Linked DNA regions of Homo sapiens: region 2 is linked to region 1. The links are chromatin contacts, found by POLR2A ChIA-PET in ENCODE. All regions are on one chromosome and are shown on one strand. Each heading gives the region's core, a stretch centred on a gene start or an enhancer-like site at or near the end of the contact. The rest is flanking DNA. Distances are from core to core; before and after follow the strand shown.

Region 1 (4,299 bases), core at 1-2,500:
TTCATAGTCCAGCAGATCAGTCACAGTGGGCCGTTCCCCGCAAGCTGCACAGTCGAGCCTGCGGCTCCGCAGCCGAATAGAGCGGAAATGCCCTCTCAGGGCATCAAAGAGCAACAAGCTGCCACTGTAAGAGGGGCCCAGACCCGCAGCGATTTTCAGCACTTCCAAGGCCTGCAGGCAGCCCAGGACCCCGGTAACGACACCGAGCACCCCGCCGTCCGCGCAGTTGGTCACTGTCTCCGCTGGGGGTGGTTGGGGGAATATGCAGCGATAGCAAGGGCCACCGTCATAATGGTAGACTGTGATTTGGCCCTCGAAGCGCAAGGCACTGGCAGACACGAGGGGCCGACCCGCCAGCACACATGCGTCATTAACCAGGTAGCGAGTGGGCACGTTGTCCGAGCAGTCAGCCACCACATCATATCGGCGGACCAGGTCTAGGGCAGTGGCTGGCGTAAGGGCCTGAGTGTACGGCACGCATTCCACTGCCGAATTGAGGCGGCGCAGCGAGGCGGCGGCCGAAAAGGCCTTGGCCTGGCCAGCCAGTGCCTCGCCATGCAGCACTTGGCGGGCCAGGTTGCTCATCTCTACCACGTCATAGTCCACAAGGCCAAGGCGGCCCACGCCGGCCGCTGCCAAGTACTGCGCTAGTGGACAGCCGAGCCCACCGCAGCCCACGATTAGCACGCACGCGGTCCCCAGGCGCAGCTGTCCGTGCACGCCCAGCTCGGGCAGCACTAGCTGCCGGCTATAGCGCAGAATCTCATCTCGGGACAGAGCGGCCTTCGGCGGCAGCGGCGACACCGGAACCAGCCGTTCTGGCTGCGGTTCCTGCTCAGCCAAAAGAGCCGACGCCAGCTTCTGCTTCAGCGAATTCAATTCCTCCTCACGTTGGGCAACTTCAGCTTGTAAGGCGAGTACCTCCTCCCGGGAAGCCATGGCGACCTCTTCCGGAAGTTGTCGTGAAAGGCATTTCCGCTTCCGTCTTCTGTCTCCTAGCGACTGGGATAAACTAAAAAACTTTATGGAGCTTGGGAAAAGGTGATGAATAGATATTTACTTCCTGAAGAAACCTTCAGATTAAACTTCAAAGATGTATAAATCCAGAATATTTCTAATTGAACCACGCAATGGCCCTAGAAGAACTAGCGATCAATCACACAGGTCATCCCCCGCTTCCGAATTTGGTACGGTCCGACCCGTCCTTTTCCGCGCCACATTACGTAATTCCGCTTCCGGCATCTGGCTCAGTTCCGCCATGGCCTCCTTGGAAGTCAGTCGTAGTCCTCGCAGGTCTCGGCGGGAGCTGGAAGTGCGCAGTCCACGACAGAACAAATATTCGGTGCTTTTACCTACCTACAACGAGCGCGAGAACCTGCCGCTCATCGTGTGGCTGCTGGTGAAAAGCTTCTCCGAGAGGTAGCGCACCAGGTCTCCCTCCCCGAAGAATGAGATGAGCTGGCTTCCCCGGCCCGGGTGTCGGCAGCTGGCTGCGCGAAGCGGCCCTGTCCAGCCTTCTTTGCCTCACACAGGAAGGCCCGGGGAGAGGGCCACCCTGCGAGGGAAGCAGAGGCGGATGCTTGTTGGGTTTTCTTCGTGTCCTGGGTTCTCATTCCTGCCCTTGGGTTTTGTGAGACTCTCATTTATCTTTATTATGTAGTACTCCCGTCCCCCGCCTTTCCGTAGAAAGGTTGGCCACTCTTTTACTTGGAAGCGAGGCTGAAAGCGTGATCCCACTCCTCCCTCTAGGCGGTCAGGATCTGCGGCAAGAGCCGGGAGTCCAAGCGAGAGCTCTCACTCTCCGCTCCGGTGCCGAGTGCTTACATAAGCATGAGGTTTGGTGTGTGTGGGTTAGGGAGCTATTGCTGGGCACGATAACCTTTCTGGAAAGGAGAAAGCAGAAGAGCATCTTCGCTGATCACTGGTGGATGTTTGGTGTGATTGTTAGAACCGGGATGGGGGGTGGGTGGAGTTCGAATTTGGAAGTGTTAATGCAGTGTTTTTAAAAACTGCAAAAAATCCTGGAGTCAGTACGAAGTAACTTGTTTTACGATTGCACAAATGGGATCATGCTGTGAAATCTTTGAAGACTTTTTCTCATATTAACATGTACAAACATAGCAAATTACTTTGGAAGTTAGGTAACATTCCATATGGCTGTGTTATTTATTTAATCAGGTCATGGCAATGAACTGGATTATTTCCAGCGCCTTTTGGTTGTTTCTGTTTTTTGGCTTTTGCTTTGTCGATGAGAACAAGGACTTTGTTCACACCATATTTTCCAGCTAAATTTAGAAAAGTGCTTGACACATAGCGGTGCTCCTTTATTGCATCAGTGTTGGCAGCAGACGCGTTCATACTTTTACTTGTGTACTAGGGATAAATTCTTCGAGGTAGGATTGCTGGGTCGACAGAAATGTGCTTAAAATGGACAGTTACTGCCAAATTGCTCTAAAGAAAAAAAAGGTTGTACAAGTTTGGACTCTCCATTCTTCAGAGTGCCTGTTTCCCTATCAACCAGCCCGCCTGAGCATTAGACTTAACATTGTTGGAAGTACTCATTTGTGAAAACCATTGCTGTTTTGATTGTATTTCCTTGAATAACTGCCTTCATATGCCTTGCCCCTCAGAGTTTTAAAATTTTTATTTTTCCTGTTTAATCTTTTAATTTTGATTTCTATAAGCTCTAAATTAAAGAAAGTAACTATCATACAACCGATCTCGTTCAGGGCTTGTATTCTAATTTTGCAATTTTTTTTTTTGCTGTTTTAATTTTTTTATGTAGTACAATTTATGTTTCCTTTTAATGGTTTGTGAATCAATCTTTTAAGATCAAAATGAAGTTTGATAAAGGAAACAAAACTTTTCAGATGCAATCAAATTACTTGAAGTCAGCCCAGCTTGGTACCTTTGAGCTGCCTCACCCTCAGGTGGTGTAGCTGCTTTGAAGTGGTAGGGGACAGTAATTTGCTTTTAACGACCCCATTTTGTTTATGGAATTTCTCTTTCAGCACGTCTATTAAAATCACCTTACATATTTTGGCATGTAAAGGCACCAGTGCCCAGATTTAAGGCACAGTGGGAAGCCAAAGTCATTGTTCTACTCTTGGAGAATAGATAACACAGGGGTTTGCTTTCTTGTCTTCAAAGTTTGCTGGGGCTGACTTGTTAAAGCCTTTAACAGTGGAATATGTTTTCTGGTTGATTTTCTTGTATTTGTTTCTTTTTTCTTTTTCTTTTTTTTTTTTTTCTTTTGGAGACGGAGTCTTGCTCTGTTGCCCAGGCTGGAGTGCGGTGGCGCCATCTTGGCTCACTGCAGGCCCCGCCTCCCGGGTTCTTTTTAGTAGAGACGGGGTTTCACTGTGTTAGCCAGGATGGTCTCGATATCCTGACCTCGTGATCCGCCTGCCTCGGCCTCCCAAAGTGCTGGGATTACAGGTGTGAGCCACCGCGCCCAGCCTCTTGTATTTGTTTCTTAAAGCAGGACCAAGAGAAAACGGAATGTTATGTCGTAGGTATTATTTATCCACCAAGTATTGTGTTGGTTTGTTTTTAGACTAGAAACTACCACCTGAGATTAATGGGAAGTAACAGATGTTAATTCTGAAGCACAGTGGAATCTTTTGTAATGCTACTCTGCTTTTGTTTTTTTAATTTGATAATGTGAGGTAATAGGCACAACTATTTGAAATTGTGGTTTAAGATAATGTCACCATTCTAAAATCGGTTTTTTTAAAGATGAAATTAAATCAGATTTATACTTGATTATTCTATTTGGATCAGATTAACAAGAATAATCACTGAGTTACTCAGTTTGGTTTGAGTTACCATGTAAAGTACTTTTGAAATATTTTATGTAACTAAGATTTGCTATTAAGGTTCAGAATATTATTTCCAAATAGGTAATAAAATTTCATATGGCTGGGCACGGAGGCTCATGCCTGTAATCCCAGCATTTTGGGAGGCTGAGGCGGGCAGATCACGAGGTCAGGAGATTGAGACCAGGCTGGCTAACACGGTGAAACCCCGTCTCTACTAAAAATACAAAAAATTAGCCGGGCGTGGTGGTGGGCGCCTGTAGTCCCAGCTACTCCGGAGGCTGAGGCAGGAGAATTGCTTGAGGCCAGGAGGCAGAGGTAAGCCGAGACTGCGCCACTGCATTCCAGCCTGGCAACAGAGCAAGACTCCATCTCAAAACAAAAAAAATTCATATGATACATAGGTCATTACGTGATTTTCTTTTGAACTAAAAAGTTTGTTCTCTGTGTAGGAATTCTTTAATATCTCAGGACATTAGCA
Region 2 (4,299 bases), core at 793-3,292, 790 kb after region 1:
TTTTTGAGACAGAGTTTTGCTCTTGTTGCCTGGGCTGGAGTGCAATGACACTATCAGCTCATCGCAACCTCCATCTCCCGGGTTCAAGCGATTCTCCTGTCTCAGCCTCCCGAGTAGCTGGGATTACAGGCATGCACCACCACACCTGGCTAATTTTGTATTTTTAGTAGAGGCGGGGTTTCTCCATGTTGGTCAGGCTGGTCTCAAACTCTCAACCTCATGTGATCCATCCACCTTGGCCTCCCAAAGTGCTGGGATTACAGGCGTGAGCCACCGCACCCGGCTTCTTTTTTTTTTTTTTTTTTAATTTTTTGAGACAGAGTCTCACTCTGTTGCCCAGGCTGGAATGCAGTGGTGCTATCTCTGCTCACTGCAACCTTCACCTCCCAGGTTCAAGCGATTCTCCTGACTCAGTCTCCTGAGTAGCTGGGATTACAGGCGCCTGCCACCACGCCTGGCTAATTTTTTTTGTATTTTTAATAGAGACAGTGTTACACCATTTTGGCCAGGCTGGTCTCGAACTCATGACCCCAGGTATTCCACCTGCCTCAGCTTCCCAAAGTGCTGGGATTACAAACATGAGCCACTGCACCCCGCCAAGGGTTGTAGTTCTTAAAGTCTTTCTTTATCAGGCATATAAGAATGAGACCCCTCTCTTCATGGTCTGCCTCTATTTGTGAAGGTTTTCTTAACATTAGTGACACCAGGCCAGGCGCGGTGGCTCACGTTTGTAATCCCAGCACTTTGGGAGGCTGAGGAGGGCGGATTACGAGGTCAGGAGATCGAGACCACGATGAAACCCCGTCTCTACTAAAAATGCAAAAAATTAGCTGGGCGTGGTGGCGGGTGCCTGCAGTCCCAGCTACTCCAAGAGGCTGAGGCAGGAGAATGGTGTGAAGCTGGGAGGCGGAGCTTGCAGTGAGCCGAGATCGCACCACTGCACTCCCTCCTGGGCAACAGAGCGAGACTCCATCTCAAAAAAAAAAAAAAAAAAAAAAAAAAAAACATTAGTGACACCATTTTGATTCTGACAACTGTCACACATTTTTTTATTGTGGTAAAATATTTAACAGAATATTTATATTTTTCACCATTATTAAGTGTACAATTCAGTGGCATTAAATGCATTCACACTAGGCACAGTGGCTCACACCTGTAATCCCAGCACTTTGGGAGGCCAAGGCGGGAGAATTACTTGAGCCCAAGTGTTCAAGACCAGCCTGGGCAACATAGCGATACCCCCATCTCTACAAAAAAATACAAGAAAAATCAGCCAGGCGTGGTGGCACGCACCTGTAGTCCCAGCTACTCGGGAGGCTGAGGTGGGAAAATCACTTGAGCACGGGAGGTCGAAGCTGCAGTGAGCTAGGATTGCACCACTGCAGTCCAGCCTGGGCAACAGAATAAGACCTTGTCACAAAAAACAAAGAAAAGAAAAAAAATTCACAATGCTGTATACTCGTCATAACTCTCTGTATCCAAAACTTTTCCATCATCCCCAACACAAACTCTGTCCTCATTCAACAATTCCCCCCTCTCTCCAGGTAATCTCTATTCTATTTTCCATCTCTCAGAATCTGCCCATCCCAGGTACCTCATACAACATTGTCCTTCTGTGTCTGGCTTCTTTCACTGAGCACAATGTTTTCCAGGTCCATAGGTGTTGTGGTCTGTGTTGGAATGTTCTTCCTGGGACAAAACAAGGCCTGTCTGACTCCAGGGCTGCCCCCGATCCCCCACGCCCACCTGCCTGTCCCCTCTGCAGGCCTCAGTGCTTCTGTCTGTAGGAAGGGAAGGGCTGGGCGGCCTGCTGGGCTGGTCACCTGCCACCTTGCCGTCAGCGCCTTCCCTCGCGTTAATCACTGTTCAGCCAGAAAACCGAAACCCCTGAACACCGCAACAGAGACTCTCCCACAGGGAACGGGTTACAGAGACGACGGTGGAGGCAGAGGCCGAACGGGATGGGGAGGACGCTCCGAGAAAGAAATCGCAGCCGCAGAGAGCCACTGCCACCTCTAAGCTGGAGGGGCTGGTAAGGTTGCTGTAGCCCAGGGCCTGCGTCACTCCGCAAAGCGGGAGGCACAGGGGCCTGTCCCGGGGCGCTCCCCGACCGGGGCCTCCCGTTGGCCAATAGGAACTCACCGGACGCGAGCCTGGGAAAGGCGCCGCAGGGTCAGCTCTGGGATACACAGAGCAGAGCTGCAGAGGGCGGAGCTTGGATCGGAAGGCAAAGAGCCCCCGCCCCCGCCCGACAGACCCTCCCTCCCTGGTCAACTCCTACCAGGCAGCCCCCACTGTGGCTCCAAGCCCTGGCTTCTCGGACCCAGCTTCCTTCTGTCCCGCTGGCCTAGGGTGGAGCGCCTCCAGCTGTGGCCAATGCTTCACCTGGCCTTTCTGCATCTCGGCTCGTCCGTCCTCTGTGTAAGCAATGCCTGTATTCCATCCCTTCTGTCTGAAATGCCTAGGGTGGTCTCCCTCTTCCAGACTGGCCCCCAATGAGACACCAGTGGTGCTGTCGTTTACAGAGTGGCCACAGTGCTACCACGGGAGGTTAGTGGATGGCTGAGTCATGAACCAGAAAGGAGGGCAGAAGTGAGGTGAGATGGGTCCCCAAGGCAGGGCCACTCCGTGGTAAGTGCAGGATCTCAAGGCAGACCCTGAGCTTTACAGAGACGTTGAGTGGCCACAATCAGGCCCCCAGCTCAGCCAGTGGACGGGCTCCATGTGGCACTGGGCCAAAGAAACCAGCCTCCACTGAGGGCCTCCTGTGTGCCCAGCTGTATTCCCACGTCAACCCCATCTCAGCTGGCAGGGCTCACCGTAATAGAGGACTGCAGACTGTGTGGTTTAATCAACAGAGATTGTTGTCAAGGTGTGAGCGGGGCTGGCTTCTCCCGCAGCCTCGCTCCGGGGCTTGTAGATGGCCGCCTTCTTGCTCTGGGCTCACATGGCCCTCCCTCTGTTTGTGTCTGTGTCCACATTTCCTCTTCCTATGAAGACAACGATTATATTGGATTAGGGTCCACCCTAATGACCTCATTTTTACTTAATTACCTTTTTTTTTTTTTCAAGAGGGAGCTTCACTCTGTGACCCAGGCTGGAGTGCAGTGGCGGGATCTCGGCTCACTGCAACTCCCGCCTCCCGGCTTCCAGCAATTCTCCTGCCTCAGCCTGCCGGGTAGCTAGGATTACAGATGTTCACCACCATGCCCAGCTAATTTTTGTATTTTTCCTAGAGATAGGGTTTCACCATGTTGGCCAGGCTGGTCTCGAATTCCTGACCTCAAGTAATCTGCCCACCTCCACCTCCCAAAGTGCTGGGATTACAGGCGTGAGCCGCTGTGCCTGGCCACTTAATTACCCCTTTAAAGGCCTTATTTCCAAATACAGTAACATTCTGAGGTACTGGGGGTTAGAATCTCAACATAATTATTTGGAGGAGGTCATCATTCAGCCTGTGACACCCCCCAGTTTCACAAGGTGGGCATTATCGGCCCTGTTTTCCAAATGAGGAAACTGAGGCCCAGAGAGTGGCTCACCCAAGGCCACCCAGAGCTGGGTCTCCTCAGGTCCAGGGCTCCCCACCCCCCACACCATGAGCAGGGCTGCTGCTCCACCTGCCAGCCCAGGGAATCTTCTGTCACTCTCTGTGACTGCCGCAGACCCTGGGAAACGGATTCCAATCCCTCTTCCTTTCGTTCCCTCTGCTGTGTGTAATAAGATGATGACCCACCATTTATTGGCCCTTTCCTATGTGTGAGGCTCTTCCACTAGCATTTCTCATGCATTCCATACACACACACGACACGGCTCCTCTGGCTCTGCTCAAGCCTCCTCAGAGATGCCCTCCTCACACACCCCACTTGTAACAATGCCTCCACCCACACCAGCACGCCTCCTGCTTTATTTTCGTTTGTAGTGTCATAAATACCTGAAATTAGGCTGGATACGGTGGTTCACGCCTGTAATCCCGCCACTGGGAGGCCGAGGTGGGTAAATTACTTGAGGCCAGGAGTTCGAGACTAGCCTGGGCGACATGGAAAAACCCCATCTCTACTAAAATACAAAAATTAGCCGACTACTAAAATACAAAAGTTAGCCGACATGGTGGTGTGTACCTGTAGTCCCAGCTACTTGGCAGGCCAAGGCATGAGAATCACTGGAACCCAGGAGGTGGAGGCTGCAGTGACTGAGATGGCACCAGTGCACTCCAACCTGGGTGACAAACTGAGACTCTGTCTCAAAAATAAATAAATAAATAAAAATAATACCTGAGATTATATCACATGCATGCTTATT

What was found. ChIA-PET counts read pairs that join two places held with the same protein, here RNA polymerase II (POLR2A).
Region 2: POLR2A ChIA-PET joins it to region 1 with 12 read pairs in IMR-90. The contact joins the promoter of LINC01273 here to the promoter of DPM1 in region 1. POLR2A ChIA-PET finds 5 or more read pairs at or near these places in 3 of 52 experiments (IMR-90, MCF 10A and WTC11).

Annotation. Positions count from the first base shown.
Region 1 is chr20:50,955,483-50,959,781 of GRCh38, reverse strand. DPM1 (dolichyl-phosphate mannosyltransferase subunit 1, catalytic) reads left to right here and starts at 1,250. Exons shown (of 9, transcript NM_003859.3): 1 at 1,250-1,419. The coding sequence starts at 1,259. MOCS3 (molybdenum cofactor synthesis 3) reads right to left here and starts at 964. Exons shown (of 1, transcript NM_014484.5): 1 at 1-964. The coding sequence starts at 939. RefSeq lists enhancers at 181-791, 1,004-1,493.
Region 2 is chr20:50,170,313-50,174,611 of GRCh38, reverse strand. It overlaps LINC01273 (long intergenic non-protein coding RNA 1273), which reads right to left and starts at 2,042. Exons shown (of 3, transcript NR_109943.1): 1 at 1,824-2,042; 2 at 1,595-1,689. RefSeq lists an enhancer at 1,843-2,344.